Regions from separate parts of the Homo sapiens genome. Here region 2 is linked to region 1. Evidence: chromatin loops called from intact Hi-C (ENCODE). Cell type or tissue: endothelial cell of umbilical vein. All regions are shown on one strand. Links, peaks and the distances in the headings refer to the core of each region. The heading gives the core; the rest is flanking DNA.

Region 1 (15,087 bases), core at 3,589-7,588:
TTACCCTTTTCTCTTGTTAATCTGTCTTTTGTTATAGGAGTGTCAGTCATGAACCTTGCAATAGATGAGGAAAGTATATTACTTTTCTCTCCTACAGTGGGTTTTAGTATAGTTACAGAGTGGTGCAACCATTATCACTATCTAATTCTAGAACATTTTTATTATACCAGAAAAGAAACCCATACCCATTAGCAGTCACTCTCTACTCCCTCTGCCCCGCAGCCTGTGGCAACCACTAATCTACTTTCTGTCTCTATGAATTGGTGTATTCTGGACATCTCATATAAATGGAATCATACAATATGTGGCCTTTTGTGTCTAGCTTATTTTACTTATAATATTGACAAATCTGTTTTAAAGTTCATGGAGCTCTACAGATGAATTCACAAAGTTAAAAGGCAAACACATGCAGTTTTATTTAAATACCAATAAGCAACAGAGCAAGGCAATGAATGGGAAGTACTAGCATATGTGTTTTTTAATTCAATTTTACAATGTTTGTTGAGTGCCTGTTTATACAACAGACACAAAACAGACAAAATCCCTGTCCTCATAAAACTTATATCAAGGTGGAGAGAAAAGACAAAAAACAAACATAATCAAATAATAATAGCGCATTAGAAGGTTTTAATGACTGTGAGGAAGAAAGATGAAACAAGTGTGGGGTGTTGTGGATGCTAGAGGAGACCTTCTGAATGCATTGCTCTTCTCCTCCCCTGCCCCCCACCTCTCTCTCATAAAATGTCCATGATTCTGATGCCTGACAGCAAGGGTACTCCTGAGTCCCTGTGCCATTGTCTACCTCTGAAGTTTAGTGGCATCTTTACTACCATAACACTAGACCAGCAGGCAACAGCTCTCAGTCATTATATGATAGGTTCATCTTCCTCTCCCAGGCCAGAGTCCCTTCCTCTCTGAAATTCTGAGCTGAAAAGCAGAGAGGGAAGAGGTACCTCATCCTTCTCTCCCAGATCTCTTCTTTCCCTTCAGAGCAGCAGTGAAATTGCTACCCTGCCACTCGCCCCCTACACACAGCCCAGGGTAGAAGTGCTCTGCTCCATCCTCCACCCTCTACACACCTCCTCATTCTGTCCCTGCAGCTGTCCCCACATTGACATACATTAAACAATGACCTGCAGGGTTTCTTGACAAACATGTCAAGGCACAATATTTGCCTTGGTCTGAAGCTTCCTGGAGCCTGGTGAGTTTCCCTTAGCCTCCACATCCTGCCATTTCGCAAATTATTGTCAACTTCAGCTCCTCTACCACTGTTGCTGCTGTTAAAAACACCAAACTTTTTTTAAATCCAGCACTTATCCTTATAACTAGAAACATTCCAATGTTTCCTCATAGGTAACTTCACCATCTCTAACACCATCGAGAATTATTACACCATAAAAACCCACACCTACGTGTGCAGATGGTACCAACAGGAAGCCCAATTTTCTTCCACCAAAGTTGTATACATAATTATGTTTTTCTGGCTTTTTCTTACTATAAAAGTACTACGTATCATTAGAGAGAAAAACAGAAAATACAAATGAGAAAAAGTAAAATCACCCCGTGTAGTGGATAGTCACTAAGACAGCCCCCAGTGACACTTCTTTCCCAGCATTTATGTCCTTCTGTAAGCTCCTCCCCTTGCCTGGGGCTGGACCTAGTGACTCACTTCTAAGGAACACAATACACAAAAAGCAATGGGTGTCATTTCTAAGATTAGGTGTGCAGAAAAGAGTTAACATAGCAGGCCTGAGACTGTTCTCCTTAGACAGTCCTGCTTTCAAGACTGGCCTTTGCATTTCATGAGAAAGGGTTCCCCCCATGCCCTGATAAGAAGGACTCACTTTCTGCCTAAGCTATTTGTGCCAACAATAGTTATGTTGAACATCAGCCTTCCTTCTGGAAATCTAGAATATGGGTATGTGCTAGACATCAGGTGTCAATGTGACTAACCCACAATAAAAACCCTGGGAATTGGGTCTTCCATGAGGTTGTCTAGTGACAAACATCTCATACGTGTTTCAGCTCACTGCTAGGGGAGTAAAGTTTGTCCTGTGTGACTGCACTGTCAGAGGACTTGGAAGCTTGTGCCTGGTTCCCTCTGGTCTTTACCTCATGCACCTTTTTCCTTTGCTGATTTTGCTTTATCTTTTCTCGGTAATAAATCACAGCCATGAGTATGACTATGTGCTGAGTCCTGTGAGTCCTCCTACTGAATCATCAAAGCCAGGGGGTGAGTGTTGTGGACCCCCAACACATTAGACTACTAAAAAGCCTATGACCTTTCCCTCTCTCTCTCCCCACCACTTTTTCTCTCACATACACACACAGAACTTGCTGCCATGTTGGAAGTAGCCTTATTGACAGGCTCACATGGCAAGGAACTAACATCTCTTGCCCATAGCCAACAGCCAGTACCTGAGCTACCGAAGTGTAGAAGCACAGCCTTTCCCAGTTAAGCCTTAAGCTAAGACCCAGATCAAGGGTCTTGACCACCTTGACTGCAGCCTTGTGAGAGGCCCCAAGACAACTAAGCCACACTCACATTCCTGCCCCACACAAACTGTGAAATAATAAATGTTTGTTGTGTTAAGCTGCTAAATTCTAGGATAATTTCTTACACAGGAATAGTTAACTAATAAACTCTTCACCTAGAGGTCATTATTGCTTATATCTTAGGGCACATCTCAAGGGTTTTCTACACCCATCTATAGGTAGAATAAGTGTTCTAGTTGACACTGAATTTCTTTTTTGTTGTTATTAACACTATTGGTAAAAAGCAAAAGCATAGGGGAACGATATAGTATTTTCCTTTATTATCACAAGAAGTTTTGCATTCCAGAATGATAGCTGATATTTCTTTTTGAGTCAGGTTGTCCTTTTGTTTGGGGGAGTAAGAGGTGTGGCAAGAAAAAGATCTCTTTCATGGCCTTTTCTGAAATCCCATTCTGAAACGAGGAGGTTTCACACACTAGGTTAAATCACTCAGCACAATTAATGTAAATGTAACTATCCTTCATGTGGGTGGAATTCATTTCTACAAATTGTGTTTCCTTTTAGGGAAGCTGTTTTTCCCTCTTTGGGGTCTCAGAGAGATTGGTGGCAAGGACTCCTGGGAAGAGAAAAGCTGAAGGACACTCTGGCAAGAGGTAATAAGTTAGTCCTTGCAAAATGGCCATGGGCTGGATGACAAGGAAAGAAGCAGCCATTACAGGACACAGTGGGTGAAACTGACACAAGCTTAAGTTTTCTAGGAGCAAATGTATCTCATAATCAATTTTAAGTTTTTTTTTTGTTCGCAATTTCCATATATTATACCCAAGCACTCAGCAAAGTTGCATTATACATCACAGCTCAGTCTAACCTGCATTTGGAGAATTAACCCATTGTCCATGTTTCTGCAAAGCCTCATGAAGAGAGATATTAAGGGAACAAGAGGTGCCCTGCAAAGAGATGAAGCTCCAGGCTAAGGTAATGAGACACAGGGAAGGGGAATCTTCTAGAAGAAAGAATATCATGCAATCAAACTAGATGGGGAATAGAGCCACAGGATATGAATACTAAAAACAAGTGTAGCCTCTTGTTGCTAGAGGAAGCTAGAAAATCAAAGTTGCACATGCTTGTTTTTTGTAACAAATTACAGTCAGGCTGAATGTACTATTTATGGCCTGCTTAACTGACTTAACAATATATTGTATCATTAAAAATTCTGCTACAACTCAGTTTGTACTGGCTGCTAATTATTCTGTTGTATGGAAAAACTATAATTTATTTTACCAATATTCTATTATTGGACATGTAAGTCATTTCTAATTTTCATTGTTATTGTAAACAATGCTACAATGAACATCCTTATAGCTAAATCTCTGTTCAAAACTGTAATTATATCTTTAGAATACATTGCTAGAAATGGCATTGTTACATCAAAAAATACGCACTTTTAGTGTTTAAAGAATTTTTCCAAATTTTCTTTCAGAAAAATTATGCCAGTTCAAACTCCTGCCAACAGGAGACAAGAAGTGCTTTGCCCCACCACTTAGCCAAAACTAGATATTATCTTTTTATCATTCTTACAACACATGCATGTTCTTATGCTTGCTTAAACACACTATAAGAGATTTATAATTGAAAATTACTTTTTTGTTTGGTTTATATGTGTGTTGTCAGGTACAAAACTCATACCACTCACGGCACAATAGCTAGTAAGTCAAGAGACAAGGTGCTGGGGGAAGCAAAACGACTATTTCAATGGCCAACAAACCAAGAAGATGGCAGACTAGTGTTGTAAAGAACCATCTTTAAAGGCATGAATCTCGGCCAGGCGCAGTGGCTCACACCTGTAATCCCAGCATTTTGGGAGCCCAAGGCGGGGGAATCATGAGGTCAGGAGTTTGACAGCAGCCTGGTCAATATGGTGAAACCCCATCTCTACTAAAAATACAAAAATTAGCTGGGCATGGTGGCACATGCCTGCAATCCCAGCTACTCAGGAGGCTGAGGCAGGAGAATTGCTTAACCTAGGAGGTGGAGGTTGTAGTGAGCCGAGATCGTGCCACTGCACTCCAGCCTGGGCAACAGAGCAAGACTCCATCTTGAAAAAATGAAAATAAAGGCATGAATCTCAAGCTTGTTTTTATATTGGGGAAAGGGAAACAAGGAGGAGGTTAGGGGTTGAGGTCAGGCAGTAACAAGTGACCACAGACATCCAGGCATCAGCAGGAGTCCAAAGGGTTGCAAAACATCTTGTCCTTGGTCAGGTCACAAGGCTCCTGTACATTTTTAATACAACATGGTTATTAGTGTGTATACCCTCCTTATCTCCTCAGGGGTTAGTTTTGGGAAGGGACTGTTATCACCTTTGCTTTAAATTAAACTATAAACTAAATTTCTACCAGAGTTACCTCGGCCTGCATGCAGAAATGAGAAAAGGCAGTTAGCTTGTGAGGTTAGAAGCAAGATGGAGTCAACTATGTTAGATTTCTCTTCACTGTTACATGTGCAGCTCCACCATAAACAATAAAGGTCATTCTAGGCAGCTGTCCAAAGTAATGCAGCAGGCAAACAAGAAAGTCACAGAACTGGCAGCATCTTGCCACATACAGCTCCCTTCAGTAGCCCTTTCTGAGGTTAGTAACAACATAGGTAATACTGACTATAAAAGCTCCCTTCTTTTGCATTTAATATTTATAACTTATTCATACCCAGGTTTAAAAAAAAAAAAAGTTTTTGTTTTGCCTAAAAATGGATACAACATAAGTTTTACAGAACTGAAAAAGGAAAAGAAAATGCTTTTCTAGCCAAGAAGTGACTTCTGCTATTGGCAGGTAGATAAATTTGTTTATAAAACAAGGCTTTTGTAACAAAAGAACCAGAAGGAAAATCTCCCATTTTTATCTCATTGTCCTTCTGAGATTTGTCCTCTGCTCTTTCGCCATGTTCTATCACTGTAAAAACTTCCCTAATAAGCAGCTTTGGGGAGAAAGCGAGAGATCCTAGATAAGGAACAGTGTCAGAATGGCTGGATTTCATCATTTCCTCAATTACTAATGATCCTCATTCTTTGTACAGGAAATGTAGACTGTGCTCAAGTATAAAAGGTCATTAATATGAGAACATTTAAAAAAAAAAAGGTCAATTCTGTAAAAAATGCATTGAATGGGTAAGTACCTTGTTGGAGTACAGAAGGGAAGAGGAGGGGTGACAAAGAATGAGGAATAGTCAGGCTCCTCCTCAGGGAGCTTCCAGTCACGCAGCACAGGGTCAACACACACACACACACACACACACACACACACACACACACACACAAGCCAGCAGCACCTGCCCAAGCGTAGAAGCTGAACAGAGGTGTGAGAAACCATGTGAGCAAGAGCAGACAGGAATGAAAGAGTGACTGAGAATAAGGACAGACTCAGGGGAGGTGGCGTGTGATCCCACCTTGGAGAGGAGAGAAACGTTACAAGAGGAGGAGACTGGAGCTTTGACAGGCAGAGAAAACAACCGAAGCCAAGGAACCAAGTGTGCAAATTGGCTTTAGTCTGTTTTGTGCTGTTATAGCAGACTACCACAGACTGGGTAATTTATAATGAACAGAAATTTATTTCTCACAATGCTAGAGGCTGGGAAGTCCAAGAACAAGGGGCTGCCCTCTGGCAGGGGCCTTCTTTCTGCCTCAAAACGTGGTAGAAGTTATGAGGAAAAGGAGCCAAACTCCCTGTTTTATTACAAACCCACTCTCCCACAGTAATGAATCCACTCCTGTGACAATGGCATTCACCCATTCACTCTGCCCTCATGGCCGAATCACATCTCATTAGGCCACACCACCCAACACTGCTGCGTCGGCAGTTAAGTTTCCAACATGCACTTTTTGGGGGATACAGTCAAACCATAGCAGGACACATAAGCCGTAGATTTCGCCCATGGAGAGAGAGAGAGTGGAGGCGAGGTTAAAAAGGTTAGGCGCTGTGACTACCGGCCTGACATGCAGTGCTAAGGAGCATGAACCTGACTCTGTAGACCACTGTTTTCCAAACTTGTGATCACACACTCCATTCATTTAAAAAATCTCTAAGTACATAACGCTAATATGGGTATTTGTGTTTATTTACTTAGAAATTATATATCTGATTCACTACATTAATGTGTCATACTATCTTATGAAAGATAAAAATATATATTAACTTAAAAGGAGGATTTTAAGTTTAAATGCCTTGCTGGTTGCGATGGCCTCATATTGGCAGAGGCACATCCTCAAAGCACAATGTACATTTACCTAGCAAAACTTTTATTTAACATCTGCATTTCAAACAGTCTTCTTCACAACTTTGAATTTGTTTAGCCAACTGCTTGGCAGGGCTCCATAGATTGTCATTGCTGTTACCTCATAAACCAGCTGACCAAGGGCTTGAACCAGACTTAGCTTCTTGTTTGTTTGCACTTCAACACTAGTATCTTCTTCAGTCCTTGAAGCAATTTTAAGCCCCTTGTCCATTTTACTAGAGTTTAGTTAAAACTAGATACTAAAAACTTATCCCTGGGCTCATGTCCATTGCGGCATAAGGATGAATTCCACTGGCACCCTCTTTGCACTTTGGTGAAGCTTTGGCTCCTCTGCAGGCTGTGCTCTGTCGCCTAAGCTGCAGTGCAATAGCTCACTGCAGGCCTGACCTTCTGGGCTCAAGTAATCCTCTCCCCTCAGCCTGCAAAGTAGCTGGGACTACAGGCATAGGCCACCATGCCCAGCTGATTTCTTTTATCTTTAGTAGAGATGAGGTCTCGCTATGTTGCCCAGGCTGGTCTGGAACTCCTGAGCTCAAACCACCCTTCTGCCTCAGCCTCCCAAAGTGCTGGGACTGCAGCTGTGAGTCACTGCACCCGGCCTCCATCTTTTTTAACATCGGAATATACATAGTTCCAAAATTTCCCTCCTGTCCACCTCTTGCAGACTACCTAATGTGTGTGTCTGCATACTGGAAGCCAGTCACCAGCATAGAGAATGGAAAGCCCTGGTACAATTTAATAGAGAAAACAGCAGCTTCCAATCTGTATTTCAGGAAAGTCTCTCTGTCATGGATGGACTGGGGCTACCATGGGTAATGTATTTAAGAAATGATCACTTTAGGCTGGGCGCAGTGGCTCACACCTGTAATCCCAGCACTTTGGGAGAACGAGGCGGGTGGATCATGAGGTCAGGAGATCAAGACCATCCTAGCTAACACGGTGAAGCCCCGTCTCTACTAAAAATACAAAAAATTAGCTGGGCGTGGTGGTAGGCACCTGTATTCCCAGCTACTTGGGAGGCTGAGGCAGGAGAATGGCGTAAACCCGGGAGGCAGAGCTTGCAGTGAGCCGAGATTGCGCCACTGCACTCCAGCCTGGCGACAGAGCCAGACTCCGTCTTAAAAAAAAAAAAAAAAGAAAGAAAGAAATGATTACTTTAACCCAGGCTGGAGACACAAGGAGTGGAACCTGGGTTGCACACAGGAAGACTGAGAGCTCCAGAGTTTTGGAGGAGGAGGTGGAATTAGATTTGAATACTTCCAGAGGAGGCCAGCTTCTCAGCCCACCAGAGTCCATGTCCCTCCCTACTGTGTCACACCCCCTTTTCATCATTATATTTGTTCTCTGGCCTCTCCAGGCATCAGAGTCAAAGCTCTACACAAGGACAGTGGCTGTGATGGTTAAAGGAAGGGCTGGATGTGAAAATAGCTGATGGAGGAGTCAGAGAGCCTGGCAAGTGATTGTTGAGATGAAAAGAAATGAAAATGCCAAGATCCCCAGCCTGTTACTGGAAGGAAAGTGACTCCATTAATCCCTTCAGAAGGAGCAGGTTCTGCTTAGAGGATTGGTGTGAAAATAAGGTTATTATTTGACATATTGAGTTGAAAACATCTGCGGAACATGAACAAAGAAATGCCTTAAAGCCTGTAATCCCAGCACTTTGGGAGGCCGAGGCAGGAGGATCATGAGGTCAGGAGATCGAAACCATCTTGGCTAACACAGTGAAACCCTGTCCCTACTAAAAATACAAAAAAAAAAATTAATTAACCAGGCATGGTGGTGGGTGCCTGTAGTCCCAGCTACTCAGGAGGCTGAGGCAGGAGAATGGCGTGAACCCGGGAGGCGGAGCTTGCAGTGAGCCAAGATCACACCACTGCACTCCAGCCTGGGCAACAGAGTGAGACTCCATCACAAAAAACAAACAAACAAAAAATGTCTAAAAGGAAAGTGGTAATATAACCTACAGCAGTGTACTGGGTTGAATAAGGTCCCCCCAAAATGGATATGTACCTGGCACCTCAGAAAGTGATCTTACTTGGAAATGGACTTATCAAACTTATACATCTGATAAGAAGCATTTACCATCTACTCTCCCTGAAGCCTGCTACCTGGAGGCCTTACTTGCATGACAAAACCTTGGTCTCGCAACCCATCATCTTAACCCAGACATTCCTAAGTCTTTAAACAATAACTTAACTCTTTCAACCAATCATCAATCAGAAAATCTTTGAATCCACCTATGACCTGGAAGCTTCCATTTGTCCCCCCTTTCTGGACAAAACCAATGTATATCTTAAGTGTATTTGATGTCTCATGTCTCCCTAAAATGTATAAAACCAAGCTGTACCTTGACCACCTTGGACACATGTTCTCAGGATCTCTTGAGGGCTGTGTTATGAGCCATTTGTCTCTTGTATTTGGCTCAGAATACATCTCTTCTACCATTTTACAGAGTTTGACTCTTTTGGTCAACAGAGTGATGCATCTACAAACCAGAGTGCCAAGAATCGCAGGCAACCAGCAGAAGCTAGAATTTTAGGCAAGGAAAGATCTTCCCCCAGAGCCCTCAGAGGGACCATAGCTGGCCAACACCTTGATTTCAGACTTCTAGCATTCAGAACTGTAGAGAAAACATTTCTGTTGTTGTGAGCCTCCCAGTTTGTGGTACTCTGTTACAGCAGCCTTAGGAAATGAATATAGATTCCCAGTTAGGGTCCCACTTAAGAGCTGAAGCTGTAGGAGGTACGCAGTCTCCCTGGAAGAAGACCCGTGGGGTGGGGGGATCCAAGCCAGAGTTGGGGGAGAAAGAGCCATGTGTGAGAAACAAGATGAAAAACCAGGCTGGACACTGGACAAGGGATCAGGAAACAGCAATGAGCCCTTGGTTTGAGGAGAGCAGGGAGGAAGGAGAGGGTGGTGAGATGGGAAGCAGTGTCGTGAAGTCAATGCAGGAGAATTTTGAACAGAGATGAGGTAGCAAATGGAGACAGATGCTCCCAAAATATAGAATAAGAAATGAGAGAAATTCCTAAGAGGCAGGTGATCAATGCACATTTCATACCACCATATTCCAAAGAAAAGAAACTTCGAATGCCAAAAAGGTCAAGTGACCCCCTCTATATCCATTAGACAGGTGTTAGGCCTAAGATACATTATGTGAAAAAACTAAGCTCCAAGACGATATAGAGAAAATCAAGTAAAATACATCAAACTATTTAAATGTTTATCACTAGGGGAGATTTTCATATTCTGCATCATAACGTTTGGATGAAACATATGATCTAAAACGTTTGATTTTTTTTCTTTACAATAAGCAGTTGTTACTTTTAAGCAGAAAAAGAGAAGGACTAAAAAGAGAACAGGATAGAAACCAGCATGTGCAGTCTCATTATAAGATGGCAAACCTCTCTGTGGGTATATGGATAAAAAGAGATCTTAAAGGATGCCAAAATGTTTAAGTGTTTGATCCAGGAAATGTTTTTCTGTGTATTTTCTTTTTTCTGTGTATTTTGTCCTTTTCTCTTTTGTTTTCCTCTTTTAAGTTGAGTATAATATGATTTTCTCCAAAAATAAGGTCATTGGCATTCAACTCTAAAAATAAAGCCCTCTTATTCTCTGGTTATTTTTTTCTTGACCTCAGCCAACATCATCAAATGGATGAACAATTATAAAACTGAAGTTCGTCTTTGGTGCTTTTAATACTTTTCCTATGATAAAGCTTTTAATCTATTCCTAAAGGACCCAAGCGAGGCAAACGATCCATCCATGCAACACAAGCACATTCTGGATGCTGTCACTCTGGCAAAATTTATCCTAAAATTATGTGACCTCTAACTGTGCAGGGCAGGCAAAAATGTCCTGGCTCTTACTTTCTCATTCACAGTTCCATTCAGCTCCTCTCTTTCTCTACTATTTTGAAGTATTTCACTCCTACCCACTTGAAACATGAGCTAATTTTGTACTAACAACTATATTTTCTGCAGTTTGTTTAAGTTTTTCCCTTATTGGCAAATCTTGCACACACACAGATGCATAAACGTCTTTGTTTCTTCAACCACATTCAACTTTTATTATATCCAATTTTCTTTCCAAAAAAAAAAAATGTGCTTAACTAGAGGCAGTTACTACATTTTTATTACTCTTTGGGCTTCTTTTCATGAGCAATTGTACAAATCTTTCCCAAAGTACTTCGCCCCTCTAAGAGGAGTCCTTATATTCTAGGCAGACACGCTTAGCGAAGGAAGCATGTGGAAAGAAAGGCCAAGCGCTAAGGTTAAGACGTGGTGCAGGAGGGCAGAGAAGGAGAGCTTATAGAGCAGGTTCAGGATGCAGCTTCACCTGTTCTTCATTATTGCTAAAAACTGTGTATTCATTGTAAAAATAAGTATAGGCCCTTCTAAGATGTTCTTCTAAAAGTGCAAACATTTAATCTTGTGCCACCTCCTGTAATGTCCTTAGTAGGGAACAACATCATCTCTTGTGGTATTCCTGCCAAAAATGAATAACCTAAATTGAATCAAGAGGAGACATCAGACAAACCCAAACTGGCGTTCATCCTACAAAACAGCCAGTTAGTACTCTTCAAAAGCATCAGTCTTAAAAAAACAACACAGAGGGGCTGTTCCAGGTTAAAGGATGCTGGGAAAAAAATATGGCAACTAAATGTAATATGGGATCCCGGATGGGATCCTGAACCAGAAAAAAGGATATCTGTGGGATAACTGAAGAAATTTGAATGATTAAATTTGAAATCAAATTTTAATTGAATTCCACAGAATTAATCTGTAATTTGTTTCATGTTAATGTTAATTTTCTGGTTTTGATCACTGAGCTGGGTTTTTTACTTTTATTTTAGGTTCGGAGGTACATGTGCAGGTTTGTTATATAGGTAAACTCGTATCACAGACATTTATTGTACAGATTATTTCACCACCTTTGTACTAAGCCTAGTACCCAATAGTTATTTTTTCTGCTCCTCTCCAACCTTAAGTAGAGCCCAGTGTCTGTTGTTCCCTTCTTTGTGTTCATAAGTTCTCATCATTTAGCTCCCACTTGTAAGTGAGAACACATGGTATTTGGTTTACTGTTCCTGCATTAGTTTGCTAAGGACAATGGCCTCCAGCTCCATCCATGTTCCCGCAAAAGACATGACCTCATTTTTTCTGGCTGCATAGTATTGCATGGTGTATATGTACCATATTTTCTTTACCCAATCTGTCATTGATGGGCATTTATGTTGATTCCATGTCTTTGCTATTGTGAATAGTGCTGCAGTGAACATATGCATGCACATGTCAATATGGTGGAAAGATTTGTATTTCTCTGGGTATATACCCTGTAATGGGATTGCTGGGTCAAATGGTAGTTCTGTTTTTAGCTTTTTGAGGAATCATCATACTGCTTTCCACAATGGTTGAACTAATTTACACTCCTGCCAAGTGTCTAAGTGTTCCCTTTTCTCTGCAACTTTGCCAGCATCTGTTATTTTTTTACTTTTTCGTAGCCATTCTGATTGGTGTGAGATGGTATCTCTTTTTTATTTTGATTTGCATTTTTCTAATGATCAGTGATATTGAGTTTTTTCATATGCTTGTTGGCTGCATATGTGTCTTCTTTGGAAAAGTATCTGTTCTTATCCTTTGCCCACTTTTTAATGGGGTTGTTTTTCTCTTGTAAATTTGTTTTTAAGTTCCTTATAGTTTCTGGATATTAGACCTTTGTCAGATACATAATTTGCAAACATTTTCTCCCATTCTGTAGGCTGTTTAATCTGTTGATAGTTTCCTTCACTGTGCAGCTCTTAAGTTTAATTAGATCCCATTTGTCAATTTTTGCTTTTGATGTCATCATGAAATCTTTGTCCATTCCTATGTCCAGGATGGTATTGCTTAGGTCGACTTCCAGGATTTTTATAGTTTGCGGTTTTACATTTAAGTATTTAATTCATCTTGAGTAGATTTTTGTATATGGTGTAAGGAAGGGATCCAGTTTTGATCTTCTACATATGGCTAGCCAGTTATCCTTGCACCATTTATTGAATAGACAGCCTTTTCCCCATGACTTGTTTTTGTCAGCTTTGTCAAAGATCAGATGATCATAGATGTGTGGCATTATTTCTGGGCTCTCTGTTCTGTTCCATTGGTCTATGTACCTGTTTTGGTACCAGTATCATGCTGTTTTGGTTACTGTAGCCCTGCAGTATAGTTTGAAGTTGGGTAATGTGATGTCTCCAGCTTTGTTTTTTTGCTTAGGATTGCCTAGGCTATTCGAGTTTTTTGGTTCCAAGTGAATTTTAAAATAGTTTTCTTACTAGTTCTGTGAAGAATGTCATTAGCAGTTTGATAGGAATAGCATTGAATCTGTAAATTGCTTTGGGAAGTATGGCCACTTTAATATTGACTCTTCCTATCCATGAGCATGGGATGTTTTTCCCTTTGTTTGAATCATCTCTGATTTCTTTGAGCAATGGTTTGTAATTCTCATTGTAAAGTTCTTTCCTATCAATGTTAGTTTTCTGGTTTTGATCATAGAATTGGTTTCTGAGAGGTTAATATTTGAAGAAGCTGAGCAACATATATAAGAAAGTCCTTGTACTATTTTTATAACTTTATATGCCAGAAATGTTTTTAATCTATTTACTTTACAGAATGAAATTATTTCAAATAAAAAGTGAAAAAATTATTCATGATACAAAGGCTAATTAAATGAGAGAGACTAGCTTCCTTTTCTATTCCCCTTTCTTTCCTCTTCAAGGTACCACCTCTCACTGGCTGCCCAAGCAAGATTCTATGGCTTGGAATAATTCTCAGCGACTCACTCATCAAAGGGCATCTATCTAGAAGCCCTGCTCCTTCAGGGACATCTGAGGTTGATGAGCTGATCCAATAAGCCATCAGAGCTGGAATAGTAGTAGTTAACAATGGCTCTCTGCACTCTTTTTAAATAACTTTGCTTTTCAGGCCAAGGTGAGAGCCTCGTGGGAATTTCACAAATTTTATAGAAGCAGAGGAGTGCTATTTGAGCAAGGGGCGGATAACACCTACAATCCACTCAGGATTTCCAAGCATAGCCGGATGCAGAAGTACTCATACTTCACTACAGAATCACCTGGGGAGCTTTTAACCTTCTGATTCTAGTGTTTCCCTCTGGCAGATGGAGACAGAAACTTGACTGGGCTCAGGAATATGTGTTTTTAAAATTCTCCAGAAGATTTTAATGCAGTACAAGTAAGAAGACAGGACTGCAATTCACAAGAACAGTATATCCTGGTGATTCCTCAGAACAGAACAGACTCAAAAAAAAAAAAAAAAGAAGAAGACAAAAACAAAGATAACATGAAACCAGATTCCACAACCATGTTTCAAGTGACCTATGTGAGTCAGGCCCATGAGACACATACTACACCAGTTTCAGTGAAGCCTCACAAAATTTAGGGGGGTAGAGGAAAGGGTCCTATGCCCATTTCATAGATGAACAAACTAAGGACTTAATAGATTTCAACAATTTGTTCAAAGTCTCTACCTTAAAGGATTTTGGGGTTCTGGTTTTTGTTTTTACCTGCCCTGGTAACTCTTCTAAGAATGAGCCAAGAAGAAGACAACCTTCTAAGATACTTTTCCTGCCCTCCAAGGGCTGTGGAGAATCTGATAGGGTTGGAGCTGCCCTCTCCTCTTCCCAGAGACACTGCCCCACAATCCCATCAAGTCTGACTGGTACCAACGACTCCAGGGGGCCTCTGCCTTCAGAACTGTATAGGCCTGTGTGGGCACCAGTCTTTACATCCATGTTCCCTCTCCCTCGAGGACCCAGGTTGACCTGTCCAAGAGCTCTCTCATCATGCTGAATTTTGGTGACAGCATAGGGTGAGCCTGTGGATTCTACAGCTCAGCAAACCTCCAGCCAAGTAGTTTCCCTTCATATGGTTCCCCAGTCTTTACATGTGGCATCCAAGAAGGGAAAGTATCCCCTCTCCCTTGATGAGATGTCAGCCCCTCACCACACATGGCCTGGGTGCTAGGAGGACCCATACGGGCTAGGGAGGGGCCACTGGGAGGGGAATGTGTAGGGGGCAGACCCCATCTAGCTGCTTCTTGATGAGCCTGGCATGGAGTGTTTGATCCAAATCTTGACAGCACATTGGTGGCTGTTGTCACTGTGTGGCAGGACTTGCAGTTGAGCTTCTTGTGCCTTGGACTTCTTGTGACTTGGACCTCAGCCTCCATTGAAGACCGTAACACAAGTCCCAACTTACAAACAAATGAGGGAATGAATGAGCTTTGGCATTGGAAAAACCTGGGTTCAAAT
Region 2 (13,276 bases), core at 9,160-13,159, 210 kb after region 1:
AGTGAGAGACCCGATCTTACTAAGAACCTTAGGGAGCTAACGCCAAGAAAAAGTAGTCCTTGTGATTTCACCAACTGAAAGTTGGTTTAAGTATGTCAATTATGTAATTAACATAATTAAAACACAGCACACCATGAACCTTCAAAATTTGTGATTGCAAAGACTGCCTTCCAGACAACAGAAATATGAGGTAAGAGGATGAAAGATGATCAGTTATCAGAACCTAAAATATAGCCACAAGTAGAGGCTCCTATCCTATGGTCATCCTTAGAATCCATGTTTACAACACAATCACCTCAACAGCCATGCAAAGACAGATGTTGCCTTCAACAGACACAGCTGCCATGATCCTACATTTCAAGTTCCATGAAAGGCTTCTGCTTTCCTCACTATTAGAAAATGCCTAAGAGTTAGGGGGAAAAAAGTAAAAGCTATTAAATATCATGTACTAAAAATAGAAAGTAGTCAAATTAAAATTGATGAATTTATTTTAGGTAAATCCAGACAATGTTACTAAAAAATATAGGCACATCAAAAGCCATCCACTATAAACCATTTATTTATTTTATTTTTACTTTTTTTTTTTTTTTTTTTGCTATTGAGTCTTGCTCTGTCGCCCATGCTGGAGTGCAGTGGCACGATCTCAGCTCACTGTAAGCTCCGCCTCCCAGGTTCACACCATTCTCCTGCTTCAGCCTCCTGAGTAGCTGGGACTACAGGCGCCTGCCACCACACCCAGCTAATTTTTTTGTATTTTTGGTAGAGACGGGGTTTCACCATGTTAGCCAGGATGGTCTTGATCTCCTGACCTCATGATCCGCCCACCTCGGCCTCCCAAAGTATTGGGATTACAGGCGTGAGCCACCGCGCCCAGCCGCCAAACCAGTCACTATTAAAAAAAATCACTCCGATACCTTTTTAAATAAAAGGGTTACTAAATCAGGAAAACCCAATACACATTATGGAATGTCTGATTTTGTCAGAACAGTCAATAAAGTAAACAAGCTATCCTTGGAGACAAGATTGATAAATCCTGAACATGGCTGAATACTGGCATAAATTGAAGAATATTTAAAAGGTTAAACAATAATATCCCAAAGTTGACAATTAATGGTTTAGAAAGTATCTTAACAATGTACCAAAAAACTAAGCCTGACCTTACTAACATTTTAATCAATTAAAGATAATCTTGCCAGTTTACAAATGTGTTGAATATGAGGATGAGAACAAAGGGCAAACCAATTAAAGGTTTCAGAACGTAAGATTTGTATTATCCTGTGTTACTCTGAGTTACCTGGTTAGAATAGCAGAAATTCTGACAACTAGTTCAGATAAGCTGGAACACCACATTACTAAGTCTACTACAGACTTAACCACATAATGAGCTGTTCATTTAACTGGTTTTCATCAAAATGGCTCTTGAAAATTACCACTTTTCAAGCAATGACCTTTTTTGGTATTAGTGACTGTTTACCTAAGCACACACAAAATATTCTATAGAGTGAAATTTCAACATTTATGATTTCAGACTCAATGTTTTATTCAACGTAATTATTTCCCATCAGCGTAAATCATATGGAACAGATCTATACTGTACATACAGTACACTGGATGAACCTAGATATGCTTCGTGTACATATGCAGAGCAAGAAAGTCAATGAGCTTCCAGCTCCTACAACTCCGTCTTTTCTGCATGTGTTCTATTTCCCGTGTTGTGAACAACTTGTGTTTGTTATTGCCCTAGTGGTGCTTTTCTGTGCAGACAACTTAAGTGCAGACTGAATGCAAGGTAACTCTGAACTCCAGAAAGCTTGAATTGGTGAAAAAACACAGTACAGAAGAAACAGACTTCCCAAAAAGTGACACTCTACCAACTACACTACCATCCACTATCAAATCTTCTTTCTCCTTTGGCAAATACAATTAGCCTTCATTATACTACATTATATTTTATGTATAAAGTGTATTTACTTTCAACTTGTTTATACCTACACAAATTTGTCTTCATTGTTAGATTAATATTTACCTACGTGTGAAAACTGTTTGGGATGAAATACCGCATCATAATTCCCTACTAAAATTAATGGAAATAGGCTTTCATTTAATAGCTTTTAAATTAGCAGCAGGGTTTTCAAGAATGAATTCAAAACATTGGATATTTGATTTTCAAGTTGGAGACAACAAGCAAAAATATTTCACACAACAATGGATACCAGTCCAAACTCAAAAATGAAAAAAAAAAAAAAAAAACTCTACTCTGCTTGAGTGGGAACAGCAACTCCAAAACAGAACGAAGAAACACAGGATGAGTGAGATCAAGCAGCAAAAGCAAGAATCACATTTCAATGCTTAAAGAGTCTAACTAATTATTATATAATCATAAATTAGTGTGATGCTAATATCAGATGTGTTCTGTAGAGCTGAATAATATTCAACAAGATTAAAAGATTTGTGCAAAGGAAGGGAACAGATCACTGAACTAGAGCACTCAGGATACACTGTGAATACTACTCAGGATACATAAGCTGGGATTCAAAAAACAAGTAAGCCTAAGATAGGTAGAAATGAAGATAACGACTTCCAATAAGGATCCTCCTCCAAATACTTAGTAATAGTGTGAAATATTACTTTTGCACCAACCTTTTGCACGAATATAAAAGGAAATTTAAAAGATATGGCTAAACTCAAAACTAAGATAAACATCGTACTGGGTGAGAAATGCAATAAAAATTCAAAACAGTAACCCATATCTTAAGTGCAGTAGAGGGAAGAAGGAACCAGGAAGATGGCTGGATAGTTCAGTTCCTAAAGGTAACAGCAACAAAACAGAACAAGGTTCATCGCCTGACACCAAGGGGTCAAGATTTGCACAGCTTGTAAAAAGAGAGGTTTCAAAAAAATAAAAAGGTAAAAAAAGAGAGGGGAGGAGAGGGGAGAAAAACAATGACACTGCAAATCCAGAGCTATAACTTTACAGAAGCTCCAAGCCTGGAGAAAAAAAAAAGACAACAAAACATCCAATGTCATAGCAAATTAAAAATTAGTAATTCCTTAATGCAAAGCTAGTGTTCGTTCACGTTCCCCAAGTGCTTTGCAAGTATTTTGTTATTCCTTGACTGGTATATTTCTTGTCTCCTTTCACGTACTATACCTATCTCTTTATTTTTCAGTTTCTTACAATTCTTAGAACTTTTAGTTGGGAAGGGAAAAAAAACCAAGCAGCTAGTCCTAGCGCGTTTCCCAGTGTGAATTTTGTTGATAGTACCCTCACAGTGTTTAACAAGTTTTCTTTTTTTTTTTTTGGGGGGGGGGTGTCTATTTCTGATCAATTAGTAAATTCAAAAATAAGATTAAATTTCAGAGTTTTGATTTGAATGCAAGAGTTGTCAAAATAATGAGTCTGTCCAACATTAAAACCAGTTTTTTTAATCCAAAACATAGCAAGAAATTTAATGAGAAAAAACAATCATATAAAAACACGAATTCACACCAGATGTTTTATGAAATGGTCTGACAAAGATTTTTAAATTTGAACATGTTAAAGAAGGAGATAGAGGTTTTCTAAGTAGCAAAAGGGTTGCCAAACAAAGAGAATTGAAACAGGTGATTATGAAAAAGCAATTCCAAATTTAAAATATGAAAATTATAGATACTGGCATATAGACTCAACAGATACAATACACTCTAGACAAAATAGAAAAATAAAATGGTAAATTGCTAGACAGTAATGAATTCACCTAGTATGAAGCACAGAAAAGAGAAAAAAATGATAGAACAATTAAAAACACGGGATAAACTTAGCCTCCAAGACAGGTCTAGCAAAAGAGAAAAGTGAAAATAAAAGAAGCAATATTTAAAGAGGTGAGAATTTTTCAAAATTAAAGATTTGATTCCTCATACTGTAAGTATACTCTAAGTACAAGCTGTATACATAGAAGTTTGTCCATACATATTCAAAATACCAAGCACAAAGATCTACTTCACAATATATGTGCAAAACAATTTAAGAAAACCACATGCAAACACTGGCATCACTGTGAAATATTTACAAAACACTTAGGATGTCAAATAGGGACTGGAGGAGGGACTTCAAAGTTTATTGAATAACTATCCAAAGTTTCTTTTTCAAAACACTCCTACATACAGTCATCCCTCAGTATGCGCCAAAAATTGGTTTAAGGACACACACAGGTACACCAAAATCTCCCATAGTCAAGTCCCATAGCCCATCTACTCAGGTTTCACCATCCTGCTCCATGTATAAGTGGACCCGTGCAGTTCAAACCCATGTTGTTCAAGGGTCAACTGCAATTATTTTCTTATGACTCTAAAAGTAAGTTGTAGATGCAATCCTCGAAACAACTCCATACTGTCAAAGTATTATTTCAAAGCATCTATAAATAAACACATTTTAGCCCTTAAAAACTGAAATGGTAAGCAGTGGAAATCTTGGAAAAAAGAAAACAGCATAAAGGGGAAGAAACAAAAATCAATTCCAGGGAAAGAACTGTGAGACAACATAAAACTTTTTAAGACAACATGCAAGAACATCTTCATAACCGTGAGGTAGAGAAGAATTTCTTAAACTAGACACAAAGTACAAATTATAAAAGGAAAACACTGATAAATTCAACTACATTAAAATTTTTAACTTTTAATAGAGACACCATAAGAAAGTCAGAAGACAAGCCACAAAGTAGGAAGACATTTATAACACATAATTGGCAAATAATTAGTATTCAGAACATATGAAGAAATCTTGCCACCCAAAAAGATAAACCCAACAGAAAAATGAACAGTCATTTCAGAGAAAAGGAAACTAGTGCCCAGCAAACTCTGAAAATATGTTTTCTCTCATTAATCAGAAATGCAAGGCCAGGTGCAGTGGCTCACGCCTGTAATCACAGCATTTTGGGTGGCCGAGGCGGGCGGATCACCTGAGGTCGGGAGTCCGAGACCAGCCTGAGCAACATGGAGAAACCCTATCTCTACTAAAAATACAAAATTAGCCAGGTGTGGTGGTGCATGCCTGTAATCCCAGCTGAGGCAGGAGAATCGCTTGAACCTGGGAGGCAGAGGTTGCAGTGAGCAGAGATCGCATCATTGCACTCCAGCCTGGGCGACAAGAGCAAAATTCCGTCTCAAAAAAAAAAAAAAAAAAAAAAAAGAAAGAGAGAAAGAAAGAAATGCAAGACATACAATGTATCAATTCACACACAATAGGCTAACTGGTTTTTGCCATTATCATGTATAGGGAAGAATGTGGAGCCATCACACATATACACTGGTGACAGGAATAAACTGGCACATTTATATTGGAAAGAAAACAATTTACACTAACTAGTAAAGTTGAAAATGTCTTGTCTCCTACAATCCAGCAATTCTATTTCTAGCTAGTCATAAGCCCCAAAACTATCTACACTCTAGTCTCAACTCACTAGCGATTAGCATAAAACTTAGGTCTTGACTAGCGTTTTTAGTTTTAATGAAACAGAACAGCATGGAATAGTATACCTGATAATATACTGAGTCATAATTTAAAATGTGTTTCTTATTGTGAGTGGTAACAAAAAGTTTGAAAAAAAACACTATCCTAGAGACACAAGTGCAACAAATAGACCTATGCTATTCAAGGTGTTCATAGCAGCACTGTGTATACTAACAACAAAAATACCTAGAAACCCAATGTCCAACAGGAAACAGGTTGTAAAATATTCATACATGAAGTAGCCAAATGAGTTAGAGCTACATACAACATGGTGAAAGAATATCCTGGGCCGGGCATGGTGGCTCATGCCTGTAATCCCAGCACTTTGGGAGGCCAAGGCGGGTGGATCACAAGGTCAGGAGATCGAGACCAGCCTTGCCAACATGGTGAAACCCCGTCTCTACTAAAAATATAAAAATTAGCTGGACGTGGTGGTGCATGCCTGTAATCCCAGCTACTCAAGAGGCTGATGCAGGAAAATCGCTTGAACCTAGGAGGCAGCGGTTGCAGTCAGCCAAGATCGCGCCACTGCACTCCAGCCTGGGCAACAGAGCGAGACTCCATCTCAAAAAAAAAAAAAAGAATATCCTGATAACAAGGTTGAGGGGAAACAGGAAGTTACAAATAAACTCATACAGAAGGATTCCATTTAGAGTTCAAAAACCAACAAAACAACAAAATAGGGATACAACTAGATCTGGCAAAACTAAAAGAAAAGCAAAGGTAAGAAAGGTAGTGGTTAGAGTGTGGGAAGGGACATAAAGAAATAAAAAGGATTATGTTCTCAAACTGGGTATTAGATACAAGGCTGTTCATTATGTCTTTATATCTTACACGTACTCTTAAAATATTATCTCATACGTATTTTATTTTAAAAGAAAAAATTTAAAGCTGAGAGAAAGGTACACAGGTGTTCAGTACACAGATGTTCATTTTATATTTAATCTTTAAACTGTACATATACATTATACATTCTTATATGTCTGAATCATTTAATAGTGGTTTCAACTTTCAATAAAACAATAAAAAGACAAGTAGGAAGAGATAAATGTAAATCAAAACAAACAAGCAAACAGGCATAAGCTTCCCTGCTTCTTAACTTATACAATTACAATAAAAGCACTGAATAATTGTAGAAAGTTATTCCTACTTTGGAAGAAATTTTCCCCAAAAAGAAAAGTCCTTTAAAATAAGAAATCTATTAAAAATGTTTACAGAAAATATCTAGGTTTGTATGTGTGGTTTTTTTTGTTTTGTTTTGTTTTTACTTATTACAAAGCTACCTTAAGAAATCAGATAAATAAGGCTGGGTGCAGTGGCTCACACCTGTAATCCCAGCACTTTAGGAGGCTGAGGTGGGCAGATCACAAGGTCAAGAGATCGAGACCATCCTGGCCAACATGGTGAAACCCCGTTTCTACTAAAAATACAAAAATTAGCTGGGCGTGGTGATGCATGCCTGTAGTCCCAGCTACTCAAGAGGTTGAGGCAGGAGAATCACTTGAACCTGGGAGGCGGAGGTTGCAGTGAGCAGAGATCGTGCCACTGCACTCCAGCCTGGGCGACAGAGAGACACTCCATCTCAAAAAAAAAAAAAAAAAAAAGAAATCAGATGAATATAGTAACCAAGAATAATAATTAAAGAATCTCTGGCCCAGCATGGTGGCTCATGCCTGTAATCTCAGCACTTTGGGAGGCTAAGGCAGGTGGATCACTTGATTTCAGGAGTTCGAGACCAGCTTGGCCAACAAGATGAAACCCCATCTCTACTAAAAATACAAATATTAGCGAGATTTGGTGGCAGGTGCCTGTAATCCCAGCTACTCAGGAGGCAGTAGAATCGCTTGAGCCCAGGAGGCAGAGGTTGCAGTGAGTCAGAGGTTGCAGTGAGCCAAGATTGTACCACTGCACTCCAGCCTGGGTGACAGAGCGAGACGCCGTTTCAAAAAAAAGAATCTCTTTATACCAAAAGTAGTATGTTATTTTGAATGCTGCCAGGACTTTCTGCTTAAATGAAGGTTACATAACACTGAAAGGATATGAAATATAACTACCAATTTATGCCAGGTAATTAATCCTAAAAGAGCAGACAAAAATTCGGCTTTCATCACTTTACAACTAACTTATATTTATGAATTACTTCTTTTCTCCCCAAAACCTCAGACAAGGTAAATGCCTCGGCTGTATTTTATGTATAATTCCAAGGCTAATCTTGAATGTATAACTGACCTTTGAACACTATGGGTTTAAACTGTGTGGGTCCACTTCATGCAGATTTTTTTTTCGGTAACTATATTGGAAAATTTTTTGGAGACTGCAACAATATGAAAAAAACTCACAGGGAAACCACAGCCTAGAAATATTGAAAAAAATTAAGAAAAATGTCATGAATGCATAAAATATATGTAGATCCCAGTCTATTTCATAATTTACTACCATAAAATATACACAAATAATAAAGTTAAAATTTATCAAAACTTACACAAACCAGACCCTATATGGTTACTGTACATGGTGCCATTTGCAATAGATGGAAATGTAAACAAAGGTCAAGATACAGTACCAAATCACAACTGCATAAAATTAACTGCAGTACATACTGTACCACTGTAATAATTTTGTGGCCACCTCCTGTTGGTATTACTGTGAGCTCAAGTGTCTGAAGTATCCCTGACTCCTATCCATGACTCTAATTATCTCCACATGAGCATTCTGTCCTTCCAGTAACAGTATCACAGTAAAAAGTGATCATAGTTCTCGCATATTTTTCATCATTTTTAGCACAACACTGTAAACCCTGAATAACACCATGAGACCCATGCCAAGTGCCACTAGTAATGCTGGAAGTGCTCCCGAGAAGCAGAGAAAAGTCATGACAAGGAAAAGTTGAATTACTTGATATGTACTTAGACTGAGGTCTGCAGTTACAGTTGCTCACTGTTTCAGACAGATGATTCATCTTACAGATGATATAAACTTATGGTATCAATAAACAGTACAGTATTGTAAATACACAGTCTCTTATGATTTTCTTAGTAGCATTTTCTTTTCTTTAGCTTTATTATAAGAATACAGTATATAATACATATAACGTACAATATACATGTTAATTGACTATTTATGTAATTGGTAAGGTTTCCAGTCAAAAGTAGGGTACTAGTAGTTAAGTTTCTGGAGAGTCAAAAGTTATACAAACATTTCTGACTGTACAGGGTGCTAGTGCCCCTAATTCCCACATTGTCCAAAGGTCAGCTGTATTTTTTACTTGAAAAGTGCTCCAGAATTTTCAAGCTCAGAAATACTTCAAGTTAAAACTAAATCCAATTATTTAGACTAAAAGAAAAAAAAGAGTGAAAGAATTAAGCCACTTTTACAAAAGGATTCAATTTAAACTTAAAATTACAGCAAACATCTAGTCAAACTGGAAGCTATTTAAGAAATGATTCTCCAGCAATAGAGTACCAAGCACAAAGATTATCCAGCACAGCACCTGAAACTGTACCCAGAAATAAGAGCACTAAATACAAGCTTGAGGAATTCCCTTTACAGAAATCATGACATTCAGCCAACCTCAAGAGACCCAGATTATGAAAACTACGTAAAGTAATTACGGAAACATTTCAAATGAACATGACTTCCCAATAAAGTAGGCAAGTACAGGTTGGTGGCACGTAAGTGAATTCAACCTGTGTGGATATTACAGATTTAAGGCAACATCTTCAACGTTCTGCAACATAGCATTCAGAACACTAGGGAGTTTTCAGTGCACAGCTTAGCTTGTCCAAATTTATTTCAAAAGGTAATTAGATCTAAACACAAGCATTCACTAAATTATTTATGTACAGATTCCACTCAGAACACTTACATTACTGATGAACAAGATTAACTGGGACTAAGCACACCCATTTTGCTGAAATTCATGTTTCAAATTGTTTTCCATTCCACTCTCCCAAGAGTAAACCTAAAACCCTTATTCTTAGAGTTTCACTTTATATGGCATACCAAATACCACTCAGTTAGCCATGCTAATAAAGGATGGCAAGTAAAGCAAAAGACTCAATGAGTCCCAATCATTTTCAAGCATCAGACCATCCATTCATTCAAATTGAGCACTAGCTAGGTGTCAGACATATAGTTCACAGCGATGAACAAGACAGTCCCTGCCTCACATTATTTATATTCTTGTAGGTGAGGCAGATACCAAGAAAGAAATAAGCGTATTATAACATCAGGTTGTGACTGATAATGCAATGAATAAAAATAAGGCTGTGACAAAGAATAGGGAGGGTATGCATTTTTAGGTAGGGTCAGAGTTGGCGTTTTCGAGGTAACCATTAAGAAATGTCTATAAGATCACACAAGAGTAACTTATAATGAACATATGCAGGAAATGAAACAGAAAAGTTTCTTGGAAACAAAAGGACGACATTCTATCTACTGCTTTCCATATAACTAAAACATTTTATAGCATGTGGTTTAAGTAGCTTTTACTGTTTTCTCCACTTGAAAAACTTCAAGTCTTTAAATTTAAATCACTAGTTTTAAGAATTAATCTTCTAATTCCTATGGGGGGGAGGGGGATCCTTATAACCTTAATTTAGCTTTGTAATGCCTAACATTAGACAGCTGCACATGGACAGCGTTTTGTTTTCTTCAGAAAGCATTCTTATAAAACAGCTCAACGGGTAAGAATGGGCTCTAAGTCAGAATGCCTCAGTTAAAATTCAGGCTCCTCCTAAAGATATTTGTGTCTTTGAACAAATTATTTGTCTCCCTAGTTTTCACCAAATAGTACCTACCTCATAAGGTTGTTGAGAAGATTAAATATGATATGATATGATAATGCACCTAAAGCATTTAGAGTTTGACAGCAAATATGTACTCCAATGTTAGCTATCACTTATGAGGCAACTACTGAGGTAAGATAATTCCTTAATGAGCCTTAGGCAGGTTAATATAGGTTAAGATCACACATGCAGTAAGTGGTACTGACTAGCAAAACTAAATTCAAGCCCAAGGTCTTCAGGCTCCCTAGTGCCCAAGCTGTTTCCACTACCCCACAGAACATTATGTAATTAAAGAACTGGACAATAAAGAACTTGCATAAAACCTTAGAGTTAATAAGGTCTAAGACCTGTAGGTCTCCTAACTAGTGACTTCCAGCTTATTATACCAGACCAGATTGTTTCCTTAACAACTCAATGACTCATGCATAAGAATAATAATTGTCCCACATTTTCCAGCGAAAATGCAGTGTAACATCATGTCTCCTGATAGACAATGTACACTTACTTGAATTCACATAAGTTCTGAAAACTAATTGTAGATGTTACTCAGAGTCAAAATAAAGAAATAAGGGTAAATAACATTCTCTTCTAGTAATTATAGGCTGCTATGATCCTACGGCCCCTATGGAACCTATTCAAAGTGGAAGCTGTCTTACAGGATCTCTCACTGGATTAACTGACATTCTCCTCCTTTGTAAAAATACATGGGCTGGTGTCTTCAGAAAGCTGTTTCTGGCTAGCAATTACTCTCCTACTCACTTATTTCTATATATCTATCAAACATGAAAATAGAGTCAAAAGGTGTTATTTCTATAAAAATGACATTAAATCCTTTGGAAGGCCTTGATGAATAACTGGAAAAATCTATAAAGATTTTGTACTTGGAGAGTTTCCCAGTGCCTATCTTTTCATTCCACTTTAAAGAAACCAATACTAGAAATCATAGATAATGCTTTTAGAGTACAATCTATGAAAGGAAAATCAGGATAACCTTTATTTTAAGAAAAGAAATCAGTAAAAATAAAAAGGCAAATAAAAGTAAAATCAAATATTTTAAGTGAAAACATTTAAGGTGCACATATATTTTGATTCCTTGCTTTAACCAACTTTTTGAATTAACTAACAAATGGTCCTAATCATGTGGAGTATGTAAGAGGGTCTCCACCACACTCTAACATCATTCCTTCCACCAAGCAGCTCCCAAAGGCTCCATGCCACTTTCTTCCACTCTCTGACCATCCCTGAAAGAGGAAAGGAGCAAACTGAAAACTACATGTATCCAATAATGAGTTATCCATCAAAGGAAGGAATGTGAGATTTTTTTTTTTTTTTTTTTTTTTTTGAGACACAGTCTCACTCTGTCACCCAGGCTGGAGTGCAGTCGCACCATCTCAGCTCACTGCAACCTCCACCTCCCTGGCTCAAGCAATCCTCCCACCTCAGCCTCCCAAGAAGCCGGGACCACAGGCACACGCTACCATGCCTGGCTATTTTTATATTCTTTTTAAAGATGGGGTTTTGCCACGTTGCCCAGGCTGGTCCCAAACTGCTGGGCTCAAGCAATCCACACACCTTGGCCTCCCAAAGTGCTGGCATTACAGATGTGGGTCATCACACCCAGCCAGGATTTAATTATTGTGTTCAACAAATTCTTATTGAGGACCTGCTATGTGCTAGACACTGCTCTGAACTCTTAAAGAGTCATCAATAAAACAGACAAAAAGCCTACCCTCATAGAAGCTATGTAATACTGTGTTTGAGGGTTATGTGGAAGAGACAATAAACACAACCAGGAAATTATATAGTATGACAGAAGGTGACAAATGCTATAAAGAAAACGGAGCAAGGTACAAGAATCAGACGTAGGGGAGTGCAGTTTTAAATAAAATAGGCACATCTTTTTAAGAAACTGACATTTAAAAAGCAAAGACTGGACGGAGACAACAAGCCATGCATGTATCTACAGGGTAACAGCCAGTGTAAAAAACAGCTCTGTTTCCTCCATGGCACTTGTCACCTTCTTGCCAGGAGAAGTAAACAGTATATAATTTCCTCATTGATTGTGTTTATTATCTCTTCCCCTTGCCCTCAAACATACACTATTACACAACTTCTATCAGGGCAGAGCTTTTCGTCTGTTTTGTTTATTGATGGAGCCTAAGCGTTTAGGGCAGTGTCTGATATGTAGCTGCCCTTAGGAAAACCATTGGAGCCAGAGAGAAGTAAGCAGAGGGATGATAGTAGCTAACCTTAGAGGTAAGGGGGAATGAGGAGAGTGGAAGTGTCCAGATTCTGCATGGCCTTAAGGACATAAGAACTTCAGCTTTCACTGTGCATAGAGAAAGTCACTGTAGCATTCTGAGAAGATAAGTAATATGATCCAGTTGTTGTGTTGGAAAGACTGCAGGGAGTTAGGGCAGAGGCAGGGAGATCAGTTAGGAGGCTAATTGCAGAAATCTAGGTAAGAGATAAGAATGGCTTGCACCAGGCTGGTGAGCAGTGGAAGCAGTAAGTACTGATTGGATTCTGGTTATATTTTCAAGATAAGACAGAGCACAGAATGCCAAGTGTGAAAGAAATAAGTCAGGGATGACTCCAACGTTTTTTTACCTGAATGTTTGATGGAAACATCAAACATCAAACATGTTTGAGGAAAAATACGGAAATTTAGTTGGAGTTGACTACTGCACATCCAAGTGGATAGGCCTAACAGCACATGTGGAAAGTCTGGGTTGGAGATATAAATATGGGAGCCATCAGCATATAGGTATTTAAAACCATGACACTGGATAAGATTGTCAGAGGAATATAAAAAGAAAAGTGAAACAAGGACTGAGCATGTCAAGTTTAAGAGTAGAAGATGTAAGATAGAATGAACAAAGCAATTAGGAAGGAGAAAGCCCAAAAAGCAGAATGTCCTGGAAGAAGAGTGCAAACAAATTACATTTAGTGTACAAATCACTTTGCTGAAACCAGATTTAAGTTACGGAAGAGTTCTTAA

Evidence for each region. A loop is a pair of places that touch in the nucleus more often than their neighbours do. Peaks named below come from ENCODE experiments on the same cell type or tissue, not always from the same donor. Only the 100,000 strongest peaks of a DNase experiment are listed, where the experiment ranks them.
Region 2: a loop joins it to region 1, with 2.4 times the contacts of the local background. A loop is called at or near these places in 2 of 110 quality-filtered maps.

The regions. Positions count from the first base shown.
Region 1 is chr14:55,781,430-55,796,516 of GRCh38, reverse strand. LINC00520 (long intergenic non-protein coding RNA 520) reads left to right here. Exons shown (of 3, transcript NR_026797.1): 2 at 3,061-3,149; 3 at 13,537-15,087. Among named protein-coding and RNA genes, the nearest start is that of LINC00520, 7.7 kb to the left of the region's middle. In endothelial cell of umbilical vein, for the core only: no CTCF peak of the experiment used is centred there; DNase peaks (open chromatin) are centred at 5,026 and 5,516; H3K27ac peaks cover 1,770 bases.
Region 2 is chr14:55,583,473-55,596,748 of GRCh38, reverse strand. All of the region lies in intron 1 of KTN1 (kinectin 1), which reads right to left. Among named protein-coding and RNA genes, the nearest start is that of KTN1, 9.9 kb to the right of the region's middle. In endothelial cell of umbilical vein, for the core only: no CTCF peak of the experiment used is centred there; a DNase peak (open chromatin) is centred at 10,718.